7 separate regions of the Homo sapiens genome follow, and all the other regions are linked to region 4. A link is a loop called in an ENCODE intact Hi-C map of the cell type or tissue named here. Cell type or tissue: HCT116. All regions are shown on one strand.

The links. Peaks named below come from ENCODE experiments on the same cell type or tissue, not always from the same donor. Only the 100,000 strongest peaks of a DNase experiment are listed, where the experiment ranks them.
Region 1: it touches region 4 in a loop (2.5-fold over the local background); 8 of 110 quality-filtered maps call a loop at or near these places.
Region 2: it touches region 4 in a loop (2.3-fold over the local background); 22 of 110 quality-filtered maps call a loop at or near these places.
Region 3: a loop joins it to region 4, with 4 times the contacts of the local background. A loop is called at or near these places in 6 of 110 quality-filtered maps.
Region 5: it touches region 4 in a loop (10-fold over the local background); 3 of 110 quality-filtered maps call a loop at or near these places.
Region 6: a loop joins it to region 4, with 7 times the contacts of the local background. A loop is called at or near these places in 16 of 110 quality-filtered maps.
Region 7: a loop joins it to region 4, with 8 times the contacts of the local background. A loop is called at or near these places in 18 of 110 quality-filtered maps.

What each region holds. Positions count from the first base shown.
Region 1 is chr2:223,663,205-223,667,204 of GRCh38, reverse strand. No RefSeq gene overlaps it. Among named protein-coding and RNA genes, the nearest start is that of SCG2, 63 kb to the right of the region's middle. In HCT116, no CTCF peak of the experiment used is centred here; no DNase peak of the experiment used is centred here.
Region 2 is chr2:223,615,910-223,619,909 of GRCh38, reverse strand. No RefSeq gene overlaps it. Among named protein-coding and RNA genes, the nearest start is that of SCG2, 16 kb to the right of the region's middle. RefSeq lists an enhancer at 1,156-1,811. In HCT116, a CTCF peak has its summit at 1,660 (motif pointing right); a DNase peak (open chromatin) is centred at 199.
Region 3 is chr2:223,547,699-223,551,698 of GRCh38, reverse strand. No RefSeq gene overlaps it. Among named protein-coding and RNA genes, the nearest start is that of SCG2, 53 kb to the left of the region's middle. RefSeq lists an enhancer at 1,860-3,059. In HCT116, no CTCF peak of the experiment used is centred here; a DNase peak (open chromatin) is centred at 2,278; H3K4me3 peaks cover 920 bases; H3K27ac peaks cover 4,000 bases.
Region 4 is chr2:223,457,459-223,461,458 of GRCh38, reverse strand. No RefSeq gene overlaps it. Among named protein-coding and RNA genes, the nearest start is that of SCG2, 140 kb to the left of the region's middle. In HCT116, a CTCF peak has its summit at 1,931 (motif pointing left); DNase peaks (open chromatin) are centred at 458 and 1,918; H3K4me3 peaks cover 566 bases; H3K27ac peaks cover 1,844 bases.
Region 5 is chr2:223,559,426-223,563,425 of GRCh38, reverse strand. No RefSeq gene overlaps it. Among named protein-coding and RNA genes, the nearest start is that of SCG2, 41 kb to the left of the region's middle. In HCT116, a CTCF peak has its summit at 2,147; DNase peaks (open chromatin) are centred at 1,145 and 2,245; H3K4me3 peaks cover 1,859 bases; H3K27ac peaks cover 4,000 bases.
Region 6 is chr2:222,969,920-222,973,919 of GRCh38, reverse strand. No RefSeq gene overlaps it. Among named protein-coding and RNA genes, the nearest start is that of ACSL3-AS1, 52 kb to the right of the region's middle. In HCT116, a CTCF peak has its summit at 2,015 (motif pointing left); a DNase peak (open chromatin) is centred at 2,019.
Region 7 is chr2:223,795,976-223,799,975 of GRCh38, reverse strand. All of the region lies in intron 1 of AP1S3 (adaptor related protein complex 1 subunit sigma 3), which reads left to right. Among named protein-coding and RNA genes, the nearest start is that of AP1S3, 40 kb to the left of the region's middle. RefSeq lists an enhancer at 1,855-1,904. In HCT116, a CTCF peak has its summit at 1,653 (motif pointing right); DNase peaks (open chromatin) are centred at 1,670 and 2,665; H3K27ac peaks cover 4,000 bases.

The DNA.
Region 1 (4,000 bases), 210 kb before region 4:
CAGCACTTTGGGAGGCCCAGGCAGGTGGATCACGAGATCAGGAGATAGAGACCATCCTGGCTAACACAGTGAAACCCTGTCTTTACGAAAAATACAAAAAATTAACTGGGTGTGGTGGCAGGTGCCTGTAGTCCCAGCTACTCAGGAGGCTGAGGTAGAAGGCCTGGGCGACAGAGCGAGACTCTGTCAAAAAAGAAAAAAAAAAAGAAAAAAAAATGACTCCTTTCTCACAAAATTAAAATTAAAATTAAAGTGAGTGATGATATCCACATGCCAGACTGAGAGCCCTCATAACTCTAGGAGTCACGGGTGGAAGAGACAAGTACATCTTTCACATTCATCGTCAACTAAAGTGTCTGAGAACTTTGCAGTTTTTCATTTTGGGCTATACTTGAAAAACTTTAACATATATGAATTGAATGTATGTTGAATGAATTTGACATTCATGATTTTTTTTTCCTTTGCCTTGATCAAAGATGAAAGAACAATTAAGAGCTGTTTCAACCCCTTGGAAACAAATTAGGAGTATTTGAGCAATTAACGTTACAAAATCTCTTGCTTTTGAGACTCCCTGCAGCAAAGAGTTAATGCTTGAGCTATTTAAAATTCAGTGGTGGTTAAGAAGGCAATTACAGGGCTCTTTCTCATTACAGGACCATATCAAATTTTCCTTAAGCAGTTTTTCATTATTCCAGCCTGTTTTTTAAAAACAGGATTTCTAATTTCATTGCAATTTCAGGTGCCTTGTTCAGCACTTTTACCCATTTTTTTGCAAGTATACTGTGGGCTACCTTGGATACTGTCATATTTCTGAACTAAAATGTTAGATGCAGAAACTGTCATTTTTCCTTCATTTCTTATAAAAACAATTCCCCCTGTCTCTTATGTGATCCTACTCTCAACAGTGAGGAAAATAGGACTCTAATTTTATTCATTTCTTGTAATAAATGTGTTTTTCATGGAAATTACCACCATAATCCACAAACGATAGTAGAGCTCAAACTGTGTGAAAAACAATATGATATATATGTACCAAGATTGCAAAATTTGCCAGTTGGGGCAGACAGCCCCAAACAAACATCAACAAAACAACTCTGTAAGGAGGATAATAGAGGAAGCACAGACAACTGGATGCCCTTAGACTGCTAGGAGAGTTTGCTAACGGAAAGTTTGCTAGGGAAATAAGATCAGAGTTGAGTCTTGAAGAAAGGGAGGGAGGTTTCCAAGCAAAAGAAGGGACAAAAGGCATATAGAGCAAAGGGTGTGTGCTATGAAATCAACTATTTATTTAGGATATCTTTTCTAATACTGAGAGGCATTTCATGAGCTAGAAAATCCCCATGGTACACCTCTCACGATCACTTGTCTTTGTTTTATCAGCCCTTTTCCCCCTCCACATCACTCTCTGCTCTTTTTCTTCCCATAGCAGCAAGTACTTTACATAAAAACTCTTCAAAATACATTTCCCTCATACATTTCATTTTGTTGTTGTTGTGTGACTATTTGAAGATAATATGTCTCCTGATGTCTTCCGTACATTGGAAAAGGAAAGGCTCAGTGGTACTTTTTTTTTTTTTTTGCCTCCCCCAGGATTGGCATTATCTTCTTCATCTCTTGTCATTGTCTCAGGCTCCATTTCTTGAAAAACTGTGATGTTCTTATGTTGGTTGTTTGACCACTTCTGGTGCCTACTTCTTCGCATCTATAGTTTGTGATCCTGGGTCTCAAGAACTTGTTAGCATCTACCATAGCCATGCACTGGACTTCAGTGATTTTTAAAAAGATGATTTTTGCCCTCTTCCTGCATAATTCCTCTTTTGAAATTTTTTGCTTACCACTTGGTAGAGTTGTGTTCATCCCATCAATATTCAAATTTATTCTGTTTGTTCTTCCAATGCCTGGAAATGTAGTCAAGTCTTCCTTTGCTAATTAGAAGTTGGATTGCATCTCTCTTTCAAAGCCACTCAACTTTCTGTTTAAGAAAATACAACTCCATTCCCACAACAGATATAGCCAAGAACTCTGAGTCAATCTTGACCAGTTGTAGAGTAACAGGCATGAAAGGCTGTTGATGTTATTCAAAGGCTATAGAAAAATTAGTTAGATGTTTTTTCCAAGTTGTGCTCTTTTCTCCCATGGGTCTCTGAATTATCTGCATGTACTTGAATGAGAGGGAGAAGAGGTGTTCACTTTTCTTTGAAGACTTTTACTTTCTTGGTTCCATATACAATTAAGGCTGTCACGTTTTTAACAGATGATGCACCAACAGATGAGGTGGGCTTCTCGAGTTGCTCAAGGGGCCATATCTTGTGTAACATAAGCAAGTTGTGACCTCAGGAAAAATACTTAATCTCCTTTGTCTCAATTTCCTTATCAGTAATATGGGGAATAATAATGGTACCTATCTCCTATGATCATTGAGCCCAAAACAACCATGTCTATCTAAAAAATCCAGATTCTTCTACGGGATTTGCTCACACTGTCCTGAGAATATTAGAGAATTTGCCTTTTAAGGTCATCTTATTAAGCTGTAGTTCTTTGGAAAGAGCGGTTAGATCATGTTGGATTATCTTGTATTAAAATAGATATGCCCCTATTCCTAACCAGCTTGTTTGAAACAATAATAAAATAATAACGACAATAATAAAAGCTTATAAATGACTGTTTGGAATAATATTGAGTCATGGTAATTTTCTTCAGGAGAGTAACTAGAACATTTAATCAATCCCAGAATAGATTTTTTTATTAAAATGGTTGGAAGGAGCATTTTATGTTTGAGCATAGAAGACACTTAACAGATGTATAAAGAACTAAAGAGAAGCCTTCATGGAGAATTACTGGCTTCACTGCTCATTGTAGAGAACTTGTTGGATGAGAGACTAGCTAGCCCAGGGCTGTATACCTATTAATTACTCAGCATGGGTGGATTACATGATGGATCCGTATTTGGGTTTTTTTTTTTTTTTTTGAGACAGAGTTTTGCTCTTGTTGCCCATGCTGGAGTGCAACGGCATGATCCCACCTCACTGCAACCTTGGCCTCCTGGTTCAAGGAATTCTCCTGCCTCAGCCTCCTGAGTAGCTGGGATTACAGGCAGGTACCACCACGTCTGGCTAATTTTGTATTTTTTTGTAGAGATGGGGTTTCACTATGTTGGTCAGGCTGGTCTTGAACTCCTGACCTCAGGTGATCCACCCTCCTTGGCTTCCCAAAGTGCTGGGATTATAGGTGTGAGCCACTGTGCCCAGCCTGTATTTGGGTCTTATACCAGCCATACAAAGGGTTTCTGAGATGACTCTCATTTATGTCTAGGAAACCCTGTACACTTCTTCATTTGCATTTTTTAAAGTTCTTTTTAAATTTATTTTTTATTTCAATAGGTTTTTAGGGAGAAGGTGGTGTTTAGTTACATGAATAATTTCTTTAGTGGTGATTTCTGAGATTTTGGTGCACCCATCACCTGAGCAGTGTACACTGTACCCAATATGTAGTCTTTTATCCCTCACCCCCTCCCACTCTTTCCCCTGAGTCCCCAAAGTCCAATATATTATTCTTATGCCTTTGCATCCTCATAGCTTAGCTCCCACTTATGAATGAGAACATATGATGTTTGGTTTTCCATCCCTGAGTTACTTTGCTTAGAAAAATAGTCTCCAATTCCATTGAGGTTGCTGCAAATGCCACTATTTTGTTCCTTTTTTATAGCTGAGTAGTATTCCATCGTGTGTGTGTGTGTGTGTGTGTGTGTGTGTGTGTGTGTGTGTATACCAAAATTTATTTATCCACTTGTCAATTGATGGGCATTTGGGCTGGTTCCATATTTTTGCAATTGAAAATTGTGCTGCTATAAACATGTATGTGCAAGTATCTCTTTCATATAATGACTTCTTTTCTTCTGGGTAGATACCCACTAGTGAGATTGCTGGATGAAATGGTAGATCTACTTTTAGTTATTTAAGGAATATCCACACTGTTTTCCATAGTGGTTGTATTAGTTTAC
Region 2 (4,000 bases), 160 kb before region 4:
AGCGATCAGGACTGGGAGTTAATCTAGGGCAGCAGCTGGCCTTTGAAGGGTTCTAAACAGGTAGTGGTCAAAATCCTACTTGGTTGGACTTTTTTGGATTCTCACACCTGACTTAGATATGAACAGAACCATCCTCTGGAAAAATGCGTCCTGTTACTATCTCTCTAGCCATGAGGAACACCACCAGTTTTGCCACATTCCTGGTTTCGAGTGTCACTAGACAGGCTGCCACCCAGGTATGACTGCATTTGCCTCTCCTGACTGCCTATGTGCTGGCGGCCAGGACTATCCCTTACTCCCATCCGCCAGCCCCAGTCTTCCTCTCTCAGCTCAGGTAGCCATGGTCTCAGCTAAGGGAGGGAAATTCTAGTGGGATTTACTCTCATCAAATCTGCAGAAAGTTGAATGACTCCAGGAAAAGTGGTGCTCTGCTGGAAGGACTCCTTACTCTCCTCTCAAGACAATGCAGCTAATGAATGAGAGATTGGCATGAAGAGGAGCACAGAGCTGAAATCAGGCTGGCTTTTTCCCCCCTTAAAAATGCACGAATAAGAAGTTAGCAAGGCTTTAATGCAATTACATGCAACACCTAATTTGGAGCAATTAGGTGTAAGGCAATAGCTCTTTGTGTTCAATTGTGAAGTTGTGGGAGCACGTGTCCCACAGCGGTCTTGAGATTCATTTCTCCCTCTTAGAGTCCTGTGTCAAAACTTCAGGAGCACCTTGATTTTCTGCATCTGCCTTCTCAACCTGAGTTGTTTTAATTAACTCTTTTCTGGATATTTCTAGATTACTTACTTTGGTCTAAGCTTTGCAGACAAGAAAAAAAGAAAAGAAAAGAAAAAGAAAAAGAAAAAGGGCCAATGAGAGTGGGAGGTAGGGCCAGACTGTGAGGGAGTGCACCTTCACTAGTTTGGGAGGACAGTCAAGGTCGACTGTCCCTGTTTGCAGCATCTCCCTGTTTGCAGCATCAACATCTTGGGCTGCAGCTCCTCCAGGGCTGGCTGTGCTCCTTGGGCTGAAGTAGACGGGAGAGGTTGGAGGTGTGGCTGTGGAGCAGTCCGCTGGTGCGCTCCTGCTGGTTTAAATACTGGGGAGTGTAAACCTGGGCCATGCCGTGGAAGAAACGCAAGACTTGGAGATAGAGAAGTGTACTTGGACCTCTGTTCAGCCACATTCCAGCTGTGGGATTTGGGGCAAAACAATGCAGTTTTCTCTGTTCTTATCTGTAGAACGAGAAGACTGATCCAGATAACTTCGTTGGCAGTGGGGGGGTGAGGTGGGTTCCTATCCAGTAGAAAGCCACCTGCCCAGGATGTGTGAAGGGTCTTTAAGCTGATCTGGGCCTGCCCTCCGTTTATGTGTAAGTCTCTAACCTCTTTAGACGACCTGAAAGTCTGAATTTCCCTTCTTTAGAAGCTCTGGCTTGAGGCGTTAAATGTTCTCATTAAGATGCAAATACATTCTCCACACAGCTGCCCCAGTTGTTTCCCTCATGTTGTCATTTATTTCCTTTCTCTCCTTAGAAAATTTGACAATGAAGCCCAAATCCCCTCATCTGCATTTGAGACAATGTCTGTCAAGACTCCAGCCTTGCTTGACTTTCTCTACCACAATCCTCGTGGGCAATGCGGGGTGTGGTCAGGAAGGCAGACTGCCTGCAGGGGTCTCTGCTCCTCACTTTAATAAACATCCAAGCTTGGGAAAGTTGTTAGATCTTTGGGGCCTTCAGTTTCCCACTCTGTAAAGTGCGAACAATGAAGGTACCTGTCTCGTTATTATAGGGATTGCATGTTTTAATTAATGTAAAGCACTTAGCCCTGTGCTTGGAACAAGGTGAACCTTCATTAAAGGTTGGCTGCTTTCCTTGTGGCAAACCAAAGTCTTTCCCCCAGCAAACCTCCTTCCTCCCCAGTCTGTATCTTGCTCAGTCCTTTCCCTCAGGAGAGCAAGTTCTTACCTCACTTTTCTTCCTCCTGAATGCTTCTTCAAGGTCTTGTTCAAATGTCACTATATCCATGAAGGCTCTCTTGAAACTTTTGGAGAATTAATTGCTCCTATTCCCTCTTGGCCTTTTCCTTGTGCCTCTCTCGAGAACATGTTTTATTCTGTTTTATCCATCAAGGATGTACGTGTATGCCTCCTTCACTTACCCGCCCCCGCCCCGCTCAGTGCACCCACCCTCAGTCCCAGCCACTAGTCTGTGAGCTCGAAGAGGGCAGAGAGCACAGCACCATTACTTTCTGAATAATTCAATCAGTTCAATAAACATTTGATGAATGAGCAAATGAATGAATAAATGCATGAGTGGAAGGTTATCCAAATAGCGTGTTCTGTCATTATTACAGATTGATTCTGTCAGAGAACATGGCTTCAGGAAACTGAGATTTCAATGTGGTTGGTGCTAATGGCAGGCTAAGGTCTGAGGTTTGAGATGCAGCTATGGAGGGACAGGTCTATGTGGGGACAAGATGAGGTAAAGTGTTCCCTAAACAAGTACCTTTTCCTTGTCAACCCCTTTTAAAAAAGCTCTGTGGTTTTGGTTTGAGTTGATGGTGACAAGTAATTACATGAGTAATGATAAGCACAAAATGAGGCAAATCTGAATGTAGCAAGGCCCATACCCATCTTACTGGATTTTGCACCTATAGTTCAAACTTCCATCAGTCATGGTGGTTCTTTTTTCTTTCTTTCTTTCTTTCTTTCTTTCTTTCTTTCTTTCTTTCTTTCTTTCTTTCTTTCTTTCTTCCTTCCTTCCTTTCTTTTTTTTTTTTTTGACGGAGTCTAGCTCTGTCACCAGGTTGGAGTGTAGTGGCATGATCTCAGCTCATTGCAACCTCCACGTCCTGGGTTCAAGTGATTCTCCTGCCTAAGCCTCCCAAGTAGCTGGGATTACAGGCACGCGCTGCCATGCCCAGCTAATTTTTGTATTTTTAGTAGAGACAGGGTTTCACCATATTGGCCAGGATGATCTCGATCTCCCGACCTCGTGATCCGCCCACCTTGGCCTCACAAAGTGCTGGGATTACAAGCGTGAGCCACTGGGCCCGGCCAGTCATGCTGGTTCTTGAAGGAGATAATTGTTTCCATGGAAGATTCGTGGTGCTACGGTAGGAGGCTGGAAGGGAGAACACATTTACCATGCACTCTATGTAAGACCCAACTATACAGAATTGGTTTCAGCAATACCCAGTTGGATTTAGTTTTGTTCAGTGGGGATGCCACTTATTTAAAAGATGATTGCCAAATTCTCAAGTTTAAATTTATTTCACTCAACTAATCATGGTTTTGAGTAGAATAAAAGAGTGAGACTATGAGGGGAAGCCGTAATCTTAATACCGATGAGGGGTTGAGATTTCCTGTATCTGTGTAGCACCGCTAACCTGGTGCCTGGCTCTCCTTTATAGCTAGCCCCAGGGTAGCAAAGAGAAGGCAGCAGTAGAGGAAGCTTTTTGAGGGCCTCTTGGGAAGCCTTCCCATTTCCATGGCTCCTGGGAAATGGTGATCAGTGATATAACCAATGGGTACTCTTGACAGTTTCTCTTTTGTATCTGTTTTTCTTATGCTCCACCCCAGTAGTTTTTGTTGCCTTCTTAGTGGTCCCTTTAAGCAAAACTGAGAGTGTCATCCCAAGTCTCCAGAAACTCAACAAAGGACCTCTGTCCCCAGTTTCCTGATTTCAAACCCAGTCACTGCTCTATGTTCTACTCATCACTGAATCCTCCTTTTCAGAGTGATCATTTAAATGCTTCTCTCTTACTAGATCTTGGGAACTGGGGACAACAGGACCAGGCCTGGTAGTCAATGCAGGATACCAGGAGGCCCAGCGCCCACCCCTAACCCTCTGACTGCCTAGGAATGGGGATTAGTCTACTTATTTTTTCCTCTCCTTTGATCAAGGGTTAGTTGGTATAGAAAAAAGAATGTTGCAATCTCAAAATGTGCTAGGCCCTTATTTATTAAAGTATCCTATTTAACAGCCACCACCCCCCAACATCCT
Region 3 (4,000 bases), 90 kb before region 4:
TTCCAGACAAAGAAAAGAGCCTGTGTGAAGACAGCATTGTTGGAAAACAACAAACGTTTGTGTTTTTTTTTTATTTGTTTGTTTTGTGTGGACATCTTTTTTTATTTTTAAAAAACTTTAATTTTAAGTTTGGGGTCTAATGCAAGTTTGCTGCCTAGATAAACTTGTGTTACGGGGGTTTGTTGTACAGATTATTTCATCACCCAGGTATTAAGCCTAGTACACATTAGTTATTTTTTCCTGATCCTCTCCCTCCTCCCATCCTCCACCTTCCAAACGGCCGCAGTGTGTCTGTGTCTTGTTCCCTACCATGTGTCCATGTGTTCTTATCATTCAGCTCCCACTTATAAGTGAGAACATGTTGGTATTTGGTTTTCTGTTTCTTTGTTAGTTTGCTAGGGATAATGGCCTCCAGCTCCATCCATGACCCTGCAAAGGACATGATCTCATTCCTTTTTATGGCTGCATAGTATTCTGTGGTGTATACGAACCACATTTTATTTATCCAGTCTGTTATTGATGGGAATTGAGGTTGATTCCATGTCTTTGTTATTGTGAATAGTAGTGCTGCAATGAACATACACGGGCATGTATCTTTATAATATAATAATTTATATTCCTCTGGGTATATACCCAGTAATGGGATTGCTGGGTCGAATGGTATTCCTGTGTTTAGGTCTTTGAGGAATTGCCACACTGTCTTCCACAATGGATGAACTAATTTACACTCCCACCGACAGTGTATAAGCATTCTTTTTTTTTCTCCACCATCTCACCAGCATCTGTTATTTTTTGACTTTTTAATAATAGTCATTCTGGCTGGTGTGAAATGGTATCTCATTGTTGTTTTGATTTGCATTTCTTTAAAGATCAGTGATGCTGAGCTTTTTTCATATGATTACAACAAATGTTTTGATACCTCTTTTTGAACCAAAGTTCCAGGGAGGGCCAGAGTAAGGAGAGTGTTATTGCAGAACGAGATATATTGGAAACAATGGTTCTGATCCCATTCCCTCTTTGAAACCCTGAGAGACAACTGCTAATGCTATTGGCTCCAGTGTTCAGGGGAGTGATAGCATAAAAAGGGAGTAGAGAGGTGGCCACACGTGCTAGCTCTGTTGAGCTGCACTTATCTCCAGTGGGATATCAAGGGACCCAGCAGTTCCTAAAAGCCTTTTCTGGTGGCAGAAAGGAGAGTAGCTAAGAATTCTCTGGGGGTAGAATTGCCAGGGACAGGGAAAGACAGGAGTCCTGGCACACCTGCACACTGAATTGGGACCCAGTGGGCAAGGCAAGTCTTGATCGAGCCAAATAAATAGATCATCATTGTGTCAGCTGCTGGCTTGAGCAGTGGGCAGCATAGAATGACCACTCCCAACCAGGTACAACCCTGTCACTTGGACCTTCACAGAACCCAGGCCAGGGCAGAACCAGACCAGCCAGCCACTCTGCAGTAGAGATCAGTGAATACCAGAGTTGGCACCTGGAGTTGTATCCCTTTTCCCTGCTACCGTTAAGTCATCCTAGTAATCCTCCTTGCAGAAGAGAAGTAGGGTGGAAGATTTGACGAGGTGAATGTGTACATGAAATACGCTGTGTTACCCCAAGGATACTCTTAACTGGAAGGAATTGAGAGCTCTTAAACGGCAGAGTTCAGGGTTTTGTTGTTTGTGTTGTTTCTTTTTTCTACTCTTGGTGGGTTGGGTGGGAATTCTTAGGGAGAAGATGTCATCAGTTAGAAATAAGAACTAATTTTTCTCAGTACATTGACTAGGGGGCCAGAATACTTATTTGCAACTCTAGTACCTATCAAGTACCTCATTTAAATTTTTACCAAAAAAATTTTTACCTGGGTGTCTAACAAATGAGGACACTGAAATTTAGTGAGAGTAAGTGATTTTTCCTATGGCCCTTCACTGAACCAGGTGGTGAAACCTATATCCAAATAAAACTTGGAATTTGGAGTCTTAAGCCCTATAGTATTAATATTTTGTTAACTGTTAGATGAAGCATTGCAACAGTAGGAAATCCCTTTCTTAAGTTTTGGGGTGCTTTCAGGGTTAGCATGGTAGGAGCAGAGAACCCAGAAATGGTCTGTTCAGCTTAGAGTGAATGTTCTGAGCTTGAGATCCATTGCTGATGCGGCACTGCACTGTGGGGTTATGAATTGCTTCTGGCTTGGCATCAAAGCGGAAATGCGTGGGAATGCACACTGGGTTGGCTGGGCTCCTGCCCTGGGTGAATGTGGTGCAGATGGTCCTACTGAGGATGAAAAGCCCGGTGGAGAGATGTTCAATAGGTTAATTGTGCACGTTCTTGGATGAGTCAGCCTGTAATTGCTGATACCAATATGTTCGGCGTTGCTGCCTCAGGGGCTTGGTGTGTGAGTCAGATGATGGAAATGAGGATAAAGTTGGCCTTGTTTCCTGAAATCTTAGAAACCGAATAATAAGTTTTTGAACTTGGTATGTGATCAAAATCACTTTGGGAGAAAGATGAAAAGACAGAATGAAAAACTTGTGAGTAATATTTCTCTATGCATTGTGAAGGTAATGGAATTGAGCAGCTAATTATAATGTAACTGGCTATTAGTCTTTATGAAGGTGAATGCAATCAGCCTAACCTAATTTTAAATCTTAATTCTCCTTCCCCAAGCCATATTTTCTATTCACAGCCTCAGAATGCACCTTAGAAAGCCAAGGAAGTCCTTAAGACTGTATGTAATTGCATAGGTCAATGGTTGCAGAAAAGGTGGGTAAATTCAACCTGCTGATATTTTGCGTTTGTCTGACATGAATTTTTTTGTCCTTTTGATTTAATTTTACTTTTTGAATATGTGATTCAAAAGGTGTACTCATAGAATTCTCATTTCTATCCCTATTCCCCTGACCCTGTTGCTACTCAGCCCTGTAAGTAACAATTTTCATTTGTTTTATCAGTTTTTAAAATATATATACACAAAAGTATCATATTATGCCATGTGCACTGTTTTGCATCTTATGCTTATAACTTTGCAATATATACGGAATTTTGAAATTCATTCCATACCCATTCATGAAGCTCTTTCTCATTCTTTTTTATAGCTGCAAAGTACCCCATTGTGAGGATGAACCATAGTTTATTCAATAGGTCTCTAGTTGTTGAATATTTGGATGGTTTTCAATCTTTTACAGCTATCAATGATGCCTACGTGAATAACTTTGTGCCTATGTTGTTTCCTTTTGTGGGAAATAGTTTCAGGTAGGTTTCTAGAAATGGGATTGCTAGGTCATAGGATAAAAATGCATATAATTTTGTAAGATATTTGCAATTGTCCAGCTTAGATTTGTACGATTTTGTACATTCACCAGGAATGACCATAGTGTCTGCTACCTCACGACCTTGCCAGCAGCATGTTTTCTCAAGCATTTGGTTTTCGTCAATCTGTAAGTGAGACATGGTATTTCGGTGTTGTACTTTGCATTTGTTTTATTATGAGAAAAATTGAGCCTCTTTTCTTGCTTACATGTCAATTCGTATGTGTCTTTTTTTCTGAACTATGTGTTCAAGTCTTTTTTCATTTTTTAGGTGCAATGTAATTAATTTTTACTTGTTTATTTTTAATTTTTAAAACAGCTTTATTGAGGTATAATTGGTACATAAAAATGCACATACTTAATGTGTACATAAAAATTGACGAGTTTAGGCTGGGCATGGTAGCCCATGGCTGTAATGCCAGCAGTTTGGGAGGCCAAGGCAGGTGGATCACTTGAGGTCAAGAGTTTGAGACCAGCGCAGACAACATGGTGAAACCCTGTCTCTATTAAAAGAGAGACGGGCTAAAGATTAGCTGGATGTGGTGGTGCATGCCTGTAGTCCAGCTACTCAGGAGGCTGAGGCAAGAGAATCACTTGAACCCTGGAGGCAGAGGTTGCAGTGAGCCAAGATCACCCCACTGCACTCCAGCCTGGGCCACAGAGCAAGGCTCTGTCTCAAAAAAAAAAAATTGATGAGTTTAGAT
Region 4 (4,000 bases):
GAATAAGTCCAACAACAAGCTGTCACTTGGCATAACTGAGTAGCGACATGCACGTTAAAATTTTTCACTATATACCACATATGTAATCTCTATGGCTTGGGGCACTGATTCAAATCAGTTTTTTCCTGCTATTAATAATTTATTATTATTTTTTAGTGATAAATATGTATATATAGTTTAAAAGTCTAATACTAGTATGAGATTAATAAGAAAGCAGTGTCTTGCCTATATCTCAAGAAGAATCAGCCAATATCCAGTCCAGGGCTTGAGAGCTGGGTGGGGCAGGAAGCTGACTGCCTGGCTCTTTGGTATCCAGATTTCCACTCATTACCCTTGTTTTCAGCCCTATGATACACTGCTCCCTCAGCTTGCCTCTCCAGGAAAGTTACCTTACTCAGTGTCTGGGGGTGCAAATTTAGGGGTGTGAGTGCTCAATCAACTAGGTCTTGTGTTCCCAGCTCCACATCCTAGGCTTATTCAGAAGATTCTAACCCCTCTTATCACTGTGCCTTTGAGGGTCTATGGCATGAATCAGCTTGCTTGTTATTGTCATTTCCTCCACCCCCAACAGACAGTTTGGTTTCAACATTTCTGCTCTGTAAATGAGTTATGACTCATCCATCTATTTTCCAACTTCCAAAATTCTGTTGACAATCTGGCCTTCCCTCTTCTCTTCTCCTGCACTCTTGTCTTTGTAGACAGGCATAAAATTATTACCTTATGTCCTTTAACTGGTATTGAAAGAGGTGCTGGGGTGGAGCAAAGAATAAGCACATATGATCTGTCTGCCGTATTCGTCCACAAATCTCTTTCGTTTGTTTCTTAAAATCCTTAAATTGTGTATGAATATTACCTGCAGGAAATAATGCATGCATAACAATTCTACTTCTTTAGATTAAAAACAAGCTATTCCTCTCCTTTTGAACCACTTAAAAATTGCCTATAATCTAATGTGATTCAATAAATCTATAAAGCTTGTGTGCTCCCAGTAGCAATTGAGATAAAGCAGCAAGTGTGGCTGCCATTGGGGTCAGTTGGCAGCACCTGGTTGCCATGGTCACGGGCTCTTTAAAAATGGAGCAAATACTTAATGAAACACTATATCCTTCTCCTCAGCACTAGTCATTTATAGTATTCAAATATTTACAGGTATAGCAGACTCACTGAGTTTCAAAAATATAAAAATGGTCCTGCTTCCTAAAAAGCATATATTTGCTACTAGCAGTAAAAAGGACTTAAATAAATCAAATTCTTGCTTTTGACAAGCAGATGCTAAAAGAAAACTAAAATATCATCTTCTAGGACTTGATTTTAGTTTACCTTCAGAGATCATTCACTTCCCTACCAAAAGATTGACTTCATTTTTTAAAATTAGTTATGGATTACATCCATTTGGTGAATAAGGGTCCTACGATCTTTCTCTCTGCTTATTTACACTTAATATTAGTGACTATTAACATTAAATATAGATGTATTTTATGTCACCACAGATGGAGATTTCCATTTGAGATATCTTAGACTTTCAAATGACTTAGCAAACATCAAGCAGCCAATCGTTTTTCTCCAAAGATCCTTCTGCTGTGCTTTGACTCAGAGAGCCTAGAAAATTCTGAAGTGATGCTTCATTAGAAAAGTGTGGTAAATTCCAGAGGCGTACATGAGGAAAATGTAATTCTCTAGGTAGATTTATTTTTCTCTTTTCATTGGGGAAAGTTGTGAGGAGGTAATAAATTGGAGAACAAATTTGTGGTTGATTGAAGTTTCTCTGCTGCTTTCTGAGACAACTAGAATAGCTCAATGTAAACACACATTCCAACATTTATCCCAGGCAAAAATTATATATTTTAATACTGAAATTAGGAGAACAGTCGTTACTTTGTAGTCTATTGGTCTCTAGATGACAGGAAAAGATGAGCTCCCTCTGGTGGTGAATTTAACAATAATAATAAACAAATGTTATTGTTTAATAACTAAAAGACCTGATTGAATTTAAAGGATCATTCGGTTGTCAGCAAGAGGCATCCTCCAAATTACCATTTTAGATTCTTTCCCAGGCTCTGGTTGAGGGAAATAGGTCAACACAGAATATTTATCCTTTTATTTGGCTAGAGTCATCTGGGATTTGAAGTAAAAAGGTGACTCAAAAATCCAGGGGTAAATGTTTTGTCATCTAGTGCCTCTCTCTCATTCACTCACTCTCTCATTGAGTGTCCCATATGGGGAAATACAGGAATCTTGTGGGCTGAAGCTGCAATGCTGAGAAACTGACCTATTCTCCACCATCATTGTAGTTTATGGTGAATTGGCATATCCTTCTTGTCTTTGTGGTAGTTGGAGGAGGGATTCGTTGGTATTAACTTTTCTTCCGTTATGTGCAGCAAGCAGGATTTTACCCTGTTCTCTTGACTTTGTATAAAGGCGTAAAATTGTATACATTATATAGTTTTGCTGTTATAGAAGGAGGTTCTGGAATGGAGTAGAGAAAAACAAATGTGATCAGTCTGCTTTGTATACCATCTCTCCGCATTTTAATTAAAAAAGTATTTTTATACAGAATTGCAAAGAGGCTTAGATGTGATACATACTTTATATTTGGCTTTAAAAAATATGAAATTGGAACATCGAATAGAGGCTACCTTATAAAGTAATTATCTATAGTAAGTCCTTCCTCTGGGCAGCAGCTTTCCTTTTTAGTTCTAAATTTAAAGCCTTGAATGCAGGTTTTATCACTCAGTTTTCACATATATAAAATAACTAGAATGAAGACTATGAATTCACAATTACTCAAGAATCTATTCTTCTTTACAGCTTCTTGGGTTAAATTTTTTAATTTATTCATTAATGTAGTTATTAAAATAAAAGTTTTTAGGCTATCATTGAAAGGAAAGAGTAAAAATTTTAAGGCACCAATATTTTTGTGAAAATTAAATTTCAATGAGGAGTATATATTACTTTGCAGCATGATTGTGCATACATGAAGCATTCAATAAATGATCTTCATTTTTTAAAAATTCTAACAGCAAAAACATTCTGGCTACCACGATGTTTCTTTCTCAAAATAATATTCTTGAAGTTACAGTTTGATCCTGTCAAAATAAGACAAACAAATAAAAAACACCTGTCTTTCATATTATTATGACTTGAAGACTTAAAGTCGATTCCATCAAACTAAGACAGACATATAAGGAATCATATTCTGTCAGAATTATGGGAAAAAGATAAAGTCCTTTTGATGAGAATTGAAATGTGGTTTTCCTTTTTTTTCCTGTCAGAGTAAGGAAAAGACTGAGAGGCATATAATTTGAAATTTCTATATATCATACCATATATATCAGAAAGGTAAACCATCAGGGCTTGAAGCTGAATGCAGTGGTTGCAAGAGCTGGCTGTGCATCAGAATAACCTGGGGAGCTCATTAAAATCACAGAATCCTAAAGCTGCCTCCAGAGGGTCTAACGCAGCAGGTCTAGGGTGAGGCCAAGGTATCGATACTTTTGACAAGTGTCCTCCCATGACTCAAGCAGGGGCCCACCAGCAATATCCCAGAACCATTCCTCTCCACGGCTACCCCTTCTTGACTCTGAAATTCACATCCAAATAACAATAACTGTACTGCTATTGCCACTTTGTAAGAGGACCCTTCCTTGGCCATCCTACATGAGGAGCACTGCCCCATTACTCTCCATTGCCTAATCTTGTGTATCAGTCAGGATAGGCTTGGCTATGCTCCAAATTTTTATTGGCTTTAAATAATGAAAGTTATTTTTTTACTCACATTAATTTTCCAAGTATGGCAACACTTTAGCTAAGGCACCTTCCATGTGGTGGCTCAGCACTTCAGTTTTCTTCATCTCATGACACCTTCAAGTCAACATATGCTTTCCTGATTGCCACATCAAAGGAAGAAAGAGCTGGAGAGCTGAACACCAGCCATCCAATACTTTAGCTTGGCAGTTGCATTGCCGTTCTACTCACATGTTACTGGCTAGAACTAGTCAAA
Region 5 (4,000 bases), 100 kb before region 4:
AACAATCTGAACTCCTTCTCACTTAGGAGATGTTTTGCTCTTAATTGAAAGGATGGTTACTACAAACAAATACCATGTGTATTACCAAGGTAGTTTTGTCCAACTCAATTTTAAATTTTATTTGAATGAAACATAATTCTTTATTCTCTAATGGGATTAATCTTTTATGCTACATCAGTATATTGTGGAGGGAGTTTGTTGAATGGGATGATCCTAGAATTCCCCAATTTTATTGGTCTCCTCTGGCCCTGACTTGAGGAGGGCTTGCAGATGAAAATTCCAGAGTGGAAGAACTGCTAATCATTCAAGGAAACATTGCTAAGTCCTAGACAAAGACCGTGGTAGTATGAGATGGCGAGAAAAGTGACAATTTTTAATTTGGTTGAACTAAAATGTAGGTTTGGATTCAATGATAGGTAGAGAGAAAGCTGCCTGAAAACAGGATTTTGGGGCTTTTGCAAAGTCCCTGTTCCCTAAATACCATCTCTACCTGTTTACTGATATTCTGCTAGTAATGAATAGAGCAAAAACATTTCACTTTGTTGTGTGCTCACTTCATGTCAGGCACTATTCTTTTTTTTTTTTTTTTTTTTTTTTTTTGAGACAGAGTCTCGCTGTTTCCCAGGCTGGAGTGCAGTGGTGCGATCTCGGCTCACTGCAAACTCCGCCTCCCGGGTTCACGCCATTCTCCTGCCTCAGCCTCCCGAGTAGCTGGGACTACAGGCGCCCACCACCACGCCTGGCTACTTTTTTTGTATTTTTAGTAGAGACGGGGTTTCACCATGTTAGCCAGGATGATCTCGATATCCTGACCTCGTGATCTGTCTTCCTCAGCCTCCCAAAGTGCTGGGATTACAGGTGTGAGCCACCGTGCCCAGCCTGTCAGGCACTATTCTAACAGTATAAACACACCACACACACACTGCTAGATATATTCAATCATCATTACAGTTTTTGATATAGCTATTGTTATTTCTACTTTATGGATGAGGCAACCGAGGCACAAAGAGGACAAGTCACTTATCTGTGGTCACATAGTTAGTAAAGAGCAGAAACAAAATTTGAACCCACAAGACTGGCTCATTGTCTAGGCCCTTATGACACTGATGTACTTTAAGTGGAAATTTCCCCAAGGCAGAGAGCTCATTGCCTGAGATTCATGTTGAGGGGTAAATGACTAATACAAGATTCTTCTCAAAGAGGAGACAGGAATGCAGGTGAGGTAGAGCTCTGGGACATTTGTAGTTCAGTTTCTGGTATTTTCTGATTTTTCCTTATGATTCTTTCTTTGAGCCATACATTATCTATACACGTGTTTTTAAGTTTCTAAGTATGTATAATTTTTTTAAAAGAAAGTTATCATTGAAAAACTAGATTTCAAACTTTATGGCCTGGTGGTGAAAATACAGTTGTTAGACATTTATTGGGACTTGTTCTGTGACCTAATCAATTTTATTCTCTGATTATTCCATGCAGAGTTTCATGTATATCTGTTAGATCAAGCTTGTCAATTGTGTTTATATAAATTGGTTGTTATAGATAACAATATACATATTAATGTCGATAATTTTGGAAGATATGCTAAATAGTTTTTCTTTGGTTTGTTAGCCAGTGGAATCTTGGAATTCATTTCTTCTCCCTTCATGCAGAAAGATATGATATTCTAATACTCTGTCAGAATCTTTACCCTAAAACAGTATGTATGGTTTATTTTTGTTGCATCAGTGTGGAAACATTTTCATTTACCCTGGTTAAGACCTGTTGTACTCTGAATCTGATAATTCATCTTTTGTTTTCAATTCTGTATAATTTTCAGGTATTCTATGGAAACTCCAAATTGAATGTGACAAATCTTCCTGGGTATGCATTTTGAGTGAAGGTTTGGGAAAAGAAAGCTTTAAAAACTGTTAAACACAGATATAAATGAAAAAAAAACTATGACAAAAGAAAATAAGTTCAAAGAATTTCAGAATTTCTTGAATTTTTCATTTTGCTGTGAGATCTCTCTTCTGGGGCTTGTGTTGCTTCTCTGCCATTAGGCTTGTCCTTTGTCCTGTAATGTCTTCGCATTGCCACTGGATTGGCTTTCACGGAGAAAATCAGTGTCTCTGGTCCTGAAGTTGTTGTTACTTTTCTTGATGACTAAGCGCTGACTGATTTACAGAAACCCAGTGGAGGATACTGTCTCTTGAAACTTTGAAATCCCTGGCCTATCTCTCATCAATGTTTCCTTGTTTTCTGGGAGCCTTTTGGCCATGCATCACTGATATTTTATGTCATGTCATTTCAATTAATGGAACAACTGACATTCCTCCTTTGGCAACGTGGGACCAATTTTAAATCAGGCAGTCCACGTGAGCAGTCTAGGTGCACAGTCTACAGTGACAGGTTCCCTGGGGATGGGGTTCTCTGGTGGCTGTTGTATAACACTTAGCAAATAAATAATAATGGGGGAAATTAACTTGGGAGCTGCTAGGCCACGCTATTGTTTACAATGTTTGCACAAGGGGTTGTGTGGGCGGCAATGTGGTGAAGTGGAAAGAGGCTGAAGCAAGTAGATCAGATTTTAAATCCAGGTTCCTTCCTTAATTGATGTATATTCTCAGGGAAATTGATTATGTTAAACTATTCAAAATTTACTTTCCTCATCTGTAAAATAGAGATATTATAGGTATCATATAAGGTTTAAGTGAAGAATAAATGATAACATATATAACAGAGCACCTGAATTATATTAGGTTTTTAATTAATTTAGTGCTTCCAAATTAAGTTTTTAATTAGTTGGCTCCTCCAGACCTATGCTGTAAGGTAGCTGCATTTCTTTGAGGTCGGTTATTCACCTTTCTAGACTGATGGACATACCTGTCAAATTTTGAGATGGAATTGGAAAATCTACAAGGTCTCTTTTGGCCTTAGTGCCATTTTATCAAAATTGCAGCATTTGAAATAATCAAATATAAATGAGTATTCAGAATTAAAGTTGTACTAAAAACACAAGGCTACATATATTTAGTTATTTTAAAAGTTTCAAATACAGCATGCAATAAGCTTTTAAAAATTAAAACCATTCAAAAGTAAGATCAAAAAAGGAAGTTCCCCATAACGCATAACATTAAACTTATAACAATACACTCTTCTCTCCATAAAAAAGCCACTCATACCAATTTGAGTATATTGTTAAAGACTTTCTTTCTATACAAACACATTTACATGGTTTTTAAAAACACAGATCAGATATTTTACACATATTGTTCTGAAAAATGCTTTTTGTTTTCCACTCCTTCCGTTTTTACCCTTTCCATATGCCATTCTTAGCATATGGCTTTCACCTTCCAGATCATCTCATAATTCAAGATAGCTACAGGAGCTAGCCATTGTATCACTAATACAGACAAGAGTGATGAAGAAATTGATGGGGAGAATGTAATTTAATCAGCCAGTCGCTCTTAATTAGCTTTTCCAGAAACCCATCGACTTCCGTTTGCACAACATTACCTACCCATCTCTCAAGAAAACCTTCATCTGGGCACATTGCTACTTTAAGTGAATTGGAATTCAGTCAGGAGGGAAAAGAAAGAAATGCATGTTGATTACCTTCTAACAAAAATCATGATTGGCGATTAATATCAGACTATTATAGCTGCCTCATTGTTTTCCATGACTGAGTAGTATTTCACAGAATACATCTGCCATACACTGTATAATGCTTAGACTATTATAAATAATTAGATTACAACAATTTTTTATATTGCAGATAATATTAACTATTGACTTCCGTATACAAATATCTGTTTGCATGTATCTTGGACAGTTTTATAGATTTGCTGGAATTTCTAATTTAAAAGACATGTATGTTGTAATTTTGTCATATGACACCAAGTTACAGTTGCAAAGTTTAATTTGTACTCTCTGTCAAGCCTACAAGTCCCAATTTACCTATATATATGCCTGCACTGGTTATTATCAGCATTTTCTATTTTTGCCAGTCTGATGGACAAAA
Region 6 (4,000 bases), 490 kb after region 4:
GCTTCAAAAAGTGATGCTGGTTCTCTGTGCAGGGACATTGTCAAGCATCAGGAACTTTTCCCAGGCTGAGCTGCCTTCCGCACTCAACCCCAGCTACTCTCTGTCAATACACTACCCAACCTTCCAAGTTCAACTCAAAACATGTCAGCCTCTCCAGTAGCTTCCTCTGCCCTGGGTTAAGAGAGAGCTTCCTGTGCTAGAATTTAGTTCTCCACTTCTTGAGTTAGAACAGTGCTCTCAATCAGAAAAGATTTTGTCCTTTGGGGATCTGTGGCACTCAGCGTCTGGAGACACTTTTAGTTGACACAGTAGGGAGGGAAGTGCTACTGGTATCCAGTGGGAAGAAGACAAAAATGCTGCTAAACATCCTATAATGCACAGGGCAGCCTTTGACAGCAAAGGATTATCCAGCCCCAAACATTGGCCGTGCTGACATGTAGACCTCTCCCTCCTCCTCAGCCTTTTACCTACTTGGCTTCCAGGACACCACATTCTTCGGCCATGAGTTTTCTCCGACCTCACTGGTCCACCCTCTTCAGTTACCTCTGCTGGCTCCTCCACACCTCCCCAAACTCTAAACATTGGAGCGCACTAGTGTTGGGCTTTATCTCTTGTCTACCCATTGTCACTCCAGTCTATGCCTTTAAATATCATCTTCAGACCTGCTACTCCCAGATTTATATCTGACTGGACCCTGCCCCTGAATTCTAGTTTCATAGATCTGAACATCTCCATTTGGACATCTGAAAGGCATCCCGCACTCAGCATATCCCAAACTGAGTTCCTGATCTTTCCCCCAAAAACCTGCCCTTCCAAATTATCTCAGTTAATTGCCATTCCATCTGCCCAATTGCTCAGGGAAATAACCTCAAAGTCATCCGTGACCCCTCTCTGCCTCTCAAATTTTCATTCAATCTACCATCAACTCTACTGGCTCCAAAGATATCCTAAATCTGACCACTTCTCTTCACTTCCACTGTCATTCCCTTTGGGCCTGGTCACCACCATCTCTCACCCAGACATGGCAGCTGTCTCCTAACTGGTCTTTCGGCTCCTGCCTGTAGGACCTTCTCAATGCAAGAGCCGGAGTGATCCTTACAAAATGCAAGGCAGATCATGCCACGCCTCTATTCAGAACGCTCAATGGCTTCCAGCAATTTCCAAAGTAAAGTCGAAAGTCCTTATACTGTGCTGCAAGGTCTCGTGTGATCACTCAGCTTCGAAATCTCCGGCTTTTCCCCCATTAGAATCTCTCTGACTCATATCCTGCCCTGCCCCTTCACCTGCCCCAGCAGCCACATCAGCCTCCTGGGTCCTCCATGCCTCCTCCAGGCACCTCCCGACCCCAGGACCATTGCCTTTGCTGTGCCCACTGCCTAGAATGGTCTTCCCCTAAAACTCCCGTGGCTCACACCATCAATCCTTCAGGTCTTATTGAAATGTCACTGGCTCCAAGAGGTCTCCGATGCCACGCTATTTAAAAGTGAAACCCTGCACCTCCAGTGGTCGGCTGTAATATCTTTCCCGTAGTGCTGACCACCATCTGGCACACTCGTTATTTTTCTGGTATGAGTTTTTGACAGATTCAAGCTCTCTAAAGACCGGGACTCTTCCGTATGACTGTCTCCACAGCATGCAGACGAGTGCCATCCACGGTAAATGCCCAGCGATGCACAGCTGAACCCCCCGCAGACTTCAAGATTCCCCAGGAACAGGAGGTGTCGTATCACCCACAGCAGCTTATCCAGGTCTCCTTCCACGCCTTCCTATATGACCTCCATCTCTCTTCCAGGCTAAGCCCTGCACAAGGAGCTTTTGTACACATTTGTCATTTCATTTTGTTTACTGGAACCCAATCGATTTTTAATTGAATTTACAATCAGAATCCCGAAAATGTCAAAGGTATCTTCACCGCGGTGAAAGCTTCATGCTGCTCTCCAAACCTCAATTTACCAGCAGCCTGCAGAGGCTGCAAATCACTCCAGAGGTGGTGCCTTTGGAGGACAGACTGTGAGCAGGGTTTCTGCACCATCTTGTGGACAGCTTGGGAATGACACCTACTGAAACGTCTTTTACGTCCCAGCGTGTGTGTGTGTGTGTGTGTGTGTGTGTGTGTGTACACGAGAAAGAAAAGCTTACTGATGTCTCCTCCCCACACCAAAATGAATACCTCCTCTCCTCACCAGTCCTCAATGCTAAAGGCTTCTTGGTTGTGTTTTAAGCTGGTAATTCCCTTTTTCAGTTAAAAAAAAAAAATTCCTCCTCCTGGCCCAGTAAGGAGAGAACTGAAGGCTCCTTGCGGTTTGGCTTCTCCCAGAGTGTCTTTCCCTTAGCAGCAGCATCTAGTTCACTCTCTGAATCAGGAAACTGAGCAGGTAAGATGAGTCTTCAGTATCTAAAGGGGCTGTCCTAGGAGGCATGATTTCAGCAGCACCATGTGAGGCCAGCACACCACCCCCTAGTCCGGTGGGCCCTCTGTAATATGCCTTTTATTCCACTGTCAGAACTCAGGTTTTAGATGTAAACACTCCTGGGAGAGGAGCACTAATGTCCAGTCATACCGACCCGAATGACCAACAGCCAACCTACAGGCAGGAGGTGGAGAATGAGGGCAGACAAAGGCCGCTAGTCACCTAGTGGGGAAGGCAGGTCTGGGACAAGAAAGGCCACCTGACCCTCCAAATTCCACTGCACACACCTTACAATTTCCCTCCTACTCGGCCTACCCATGCATAGTGTCAACTCACTGATTCCATCCTGTGTGTTTGGGATTGAAGAGGGGAAAATGGCCAGATCCATCTTCATTGTGAAAATTCTACACTCCAAGGGTTCGTACAGCAATTCCACTACCTCAAGACCCTCGAACTATATTAACTACAGCCACCCAAGCTTGCCTGGGGAAAGACGGTGGACAAAGAGCCATGATTTGTAACCAGCACATGGTTTGTTTGAAAGAAGCATGCACTTCTGAGGTGTGAGAAAGTTCTAGAATCATTTTAGCCAAGATCAAAGAGATTGTTTGCTTTTGTAATATGTTAAGAAAATGGAAGAAAGAGTGTGGACTCATAAGTAAATTTAAACTTTAGACCAGTATGTATGAATTAGCATCAGAAAGGGAAGGGAAGAGAGTAAAGATTGATTGAAAGCCCATTTATGGAATGCACTATCCAGCCACAAAACAAAAAATAAAGCATTATTTCCTCCCCATTCTGGATTATAATCTAGTTGTGCCTTTTTGAAAAGCCAGTCTCATCAACAGAAAGCTATCTTGATTTGAATGGCTCATTAAATAGGATAGAACAGGGGAATTCCAGCTCTAAATGGAAGGCTGTTTACAAACCTAAATTTAATAATCCTCATTAGAGGCCAGCTATGCGATCCTGAGCTAGTAGTTTAACCTCTCTGAACCTCATTTTCCTGATCTGTAAAATGGTGTGCTGATGCTGTGAAAAACAGTTGGGTGTTTCCTCAAAAAGTTAAACATAAAACTACCATACGATCCAGTAATTTCACTTCTGAATATATACTTAAGAGTGAAAGCACAAACTCCAACAGATATTAGTACACTAATGTTCATAACATCATATTCACAATAACCCAGAGGTAGAAATAACCCAAATACCAATGGACAGATTAATGAATATACAAAATGTGGGATAAACATACAATGTTTTGTTTTGTTTTGTCTTGTTTTCGAGACAGGGTCTTGCTCTGTCACCCAGGTGGGACTGCAATGGTACAATCATGGCTCACTGCAGCATCAACTTCCCGGGCTCTAGTGATCCTCCTGCCTCAGCCTCCCGAATAACTGGGACCACAGGAACACACCACTATGCCTGGCTAATTTTCAAAACTTTTTTGTAGAGATGGGATCTCTCTATGTTGCCAGGCTGATCTCAAACTCTTGGGCTCAAGTGATCCTCCTGCCTCGGCCTCCCAGAGTACTGGGAATATAGGTATGAGCCACAGCACCCAGAAAATGTATTATTTTTAGGCCTTA
Region 7 (4,000 bases), 340 kb before region 4:
ACTTCGGGAAGTGCTGGGATTACAGGTGTGAGCCACCACACCTGGCCATACATTAATTGATTTTTGAATGCTGATCTGGCTTTGCATTCTGGGATAAATCCCACTTGCTTGTAGTGTGTAATTCTATTTATATATTATTGGATTTGAATTGCTAATATTTTGTTGAAGATTTTTTTCACCTAGGTTCATGAGAAGATTTCTTCAGTTTTAGGATGAGAAGTGTTGTACCTAATCAGCTTTATTGTCCTTTCTAATGCTAGAATTTTGTGAGTCTAGGAATGAGTTATTATTTCATTTTAAATACCTCACTGTGGTAGCTACTAAATAAATATTTGCTAAGTTGAATGGAATCTGCTGACTTTATCTTTGGAATGTAGATGATCTGGTTTTATAATATGGAATTGTAATGAGATAGAAAACAACAGTGATGATTTTTGAGATTAAAAATAAAAGGCATAAAATTCAAAGCCAGAGATATATGGTGGATTGCTTTGCTAAGCTGCCATAAGGAAGTACCATGAGCTGGGTGGCCTAAACACTGACATTTATCATCTCATAGTTCTGGAGGCTAGAAGCCTGGCAAGAATGGTTTCTTCTAGGAACTCTCAAGAGAGAATGGGTTGCTTGCCTTTCTCCTGGCTTGCGGTGGTTTAAGGGCAGTCTTTGGTGCACCTTTGCTTCAGTTGCATTACCCCAATCTCTGCCTTCACCTTCATGTGGTGTTTGTGTGTGTGTGTGTGTGTGTGTGTGTGTGTGTGTGTGTGTGTCTAGGCCCGAATTTCCCTTTTATATGAGTCCACCAGTGACAATGAACTAGGGGCCCACCCTACTCTAGTATGACCTCATCTTAACAAGTTACATCTGCAATGTCTATTTCTTATCTCCCTCTCTCTCTTTTTATTTTGAAATGGAGTTTCACTCTTGTTGCCCAGGCTGGAGTGCAGTGGCGCAATCTCGCTCCATGCAACCTCCGCCTCCTGGGTTCAAGTGATTCTCCTGTCTCAGCCTCCTGAGTAGGTGAGATTACAGGTACCAGCTACCACACCCAGCTAATTTTTGTATTTTTAGTAGAGATGGGGCTGCACCACGTTGGCCAGGCTGGTCTCAAACTCCGGACCTCAGGTGATCTGCCCACCTTGGCCTCCCAAAGTGCTAGGATTATAGGCATGAGCCACTGCACCCAGCTGCAACATCTATGTCCAAATAAAGTTGAATTCTGAAGTACTGGGGGGTTAGGACTGTAACATATGAATTTAGGGGACACAATTCAATTCATAGCAAGTGGATTATTCTGTCCTTTCAGTGTAACTACCTGTCTATCCTTCCTTCCTTCTTTTCTTCCATTAAATTTTACTGTGCCATACAGGTGGATGGATAACAGACAGACAATTTTATGAGGAATTGTCTTTATAGAGAGAATGTTCACATTTCACGTAAGTGGCTACTTAATAATTCATAGCAGTTAACCTTTTATTCTGCAGGTTACTTGTAGCTGGCATGGACTTAATACATGTCAACAGTTTGTTTCTGTGTTATTCCATTTTTTTCCCCTTATTGTTGTTCCTCTTATCCTGTTCTTCCTAGCTCTGTTCTGCCCCCTCAGATCCACTTAATTTGCCTTTCCCTGAACATTTCACAGTAGCTAGTTCTGCCACCAGATGGTGTGCAAGGATTAGGAAAATAATTGAAATATGTTGGCCAGTGTCTTTTCAACATTTTATTTCAGGAAAAAGGCTGACATGACAGGCCTACCTGAGATTCTGAGATTGACAGCAGGCCAAAAATGACATTCTGAGATTGTGGAGATTTAAATTTTTTATGTAAATTTTCCTCTCATTTATCATGGAAACCTGAGCTGGCAATCTTGAGGGGAAAAAAAACCTATGACATTTGATGTATATATGTAAATGAGAGACTTTGACCTCAGAATAGATTTGACAGTAATATTCGGCTGAGATATAGAAGCGAGGTTCTTGGGTCAGAGGACCACTTCCTCAAATAGGTAGTCTCAGAAGCCACAGAAAGGAGAAATCTCTTGAGCCAAGCAAAGCTGTAGAGTGTTAGTGCGATGAGGGACTCCAGCTATCATCTGATTCAGCAGCCTCAAATGAGGCCTGCAGCCAAACAGAGCTTGCAGACCACATCCACACACAGTGTGCTTTGTTTAGCTTGAACAAGGTTTTATTTTATTTTATTTTATTTATTTTTTTGAGACGGAGTTTTGCTCTTTGGCCCAGGCTGGAGTGAAGAGGTACGATCTCAGCTCACTGCAACCCCTGCCCCCCGGGTTCAAGTGATTCTTCTGCCTCAGCCTCCCAGGTAGTTGAGATTGTAGGCACCTGCCTATAACCATGGCCGGCTAATTTTTGTATTTTTAGTAGAAACGGGGTTGTGCCATGTTGGCCAGGCTGGTCTCGAACTCCTGATCTCAGGTGACCCACCTGCCTCAGCCTCCCAAAGTGCTGGGATTACAGGCGTGAGCTGTGTCAGCCTGAACAAGGTTTTATTATTATTAATTGACAACGTTAAGACAACTCCAATATTTCACCTAATCATCCAGATTTCAGGCTTTTGGGAAAAAAATCTGAAGACTTAGCAACAGTGATTGACATGTTTTTCTTGGCCACACTTGACTATGGCAGAGCTGTGGCTGCGGCTTTCGTTGGAGCTTGTGATTCATAGTTGCTGCTCTCTCCTCCACCCCCTATTGTATGATGCTGATCTTTACCCTTATTTAATATGTTACCTGCCTCTGCCAAGCCTGTGAAAGGCATTTGGATATGAAGACATGAGGTCTGGAGAGAGAGACGAGGGAAGTTGGTTCAGGCCACACCTGCCTTCCGATCCCCACTAACTGGTGCTATGACTGTGCGTAGAAACTGGTGGGAAAAGAGTGAAAGTGATTCACCTTAGAGGAGTAATGCAGTACAATTAAGGAATCAGCAGGGAAGGTGAAAACTCAAAATTCAAAATTCTGCTGCTGCCACTCAATGATAGAAAAAGTCGTTAGAGGGCCAGGCGCCGTGGCTCATGCCTGTAATCCCAGCACTTTGGGAGGCCGAGGTCGGTGGATCACCTGAGGTCAGGAGTTCAAGATCAGCCTGGCCAACGTGGTGAAGCCCAGTTTCTACTAAAACTACAAAAATTAGCTGGGCGCAGTGGCGGGCACCTGTAATCCCAGCTGCTTGGGAGGCTGAGGCGGGAGAATCGCTTGAACCTAGGACGTGGAGGATGCAGTGAGCTGAGATTGCGCCACTGCACTCTAGCCTAGGTGACAAGAATGAAACTCCATCTCGAGAAAAGAAAAAGGATGCTAGAAGAATACACACCCATAAGTGAAAAAATGGGGAACCCTGAAGTAAACACCTTACAGGGAACTTGAATAAATACATGATCAGAAGACCATTGGTCAGTGGTCAAGAGAAAAAGAAAGGAACTCCAGATTACTCATCTCTAAGTATATCCCTGCTGTTTCTGGGATAAACTTATTATTTAAATAATAATAATGGAAAGGTGACTGATGAGACCAGGCGATTAAGGAGACAAGGTAAGTAAGTCAGCTAGACAGCAAATAGTTTGTTGTTTCCCAAGAATGTCCTTCTGGGGTACCTGTGAAATGGCTGTCAGAGGCTCTTCCCATCAGAACATGGAAACTGTTAGTGAAATAAATAATGGGGTAGTAATGGGATGATTCTGAATGGGGAAGCAGAGATTGTTTTTGCCTGCCTTGATGAAGATAAATGGGAGTATAAATGTGAGGGGCTGGCCCCTGGATAATTTATTTTATATTAATTAATTTTTTTGAGATGGAGTCTCTCTGTGTTGCCCAGGCTGGAGTGCAATGATGCGATCTTGGCTCACTGCATCCTCCACCTCCTGGGTTCAAGCGATTCTCCTGCCTCAGCCTCCCGAGTAGCTGGGATTACAGATGCCTGCCACCGCGTCTGGCTAATTTTTGTATTTTTAGTAGAGAAGGGCTTTCGCCATGTTGGCCAGGCTG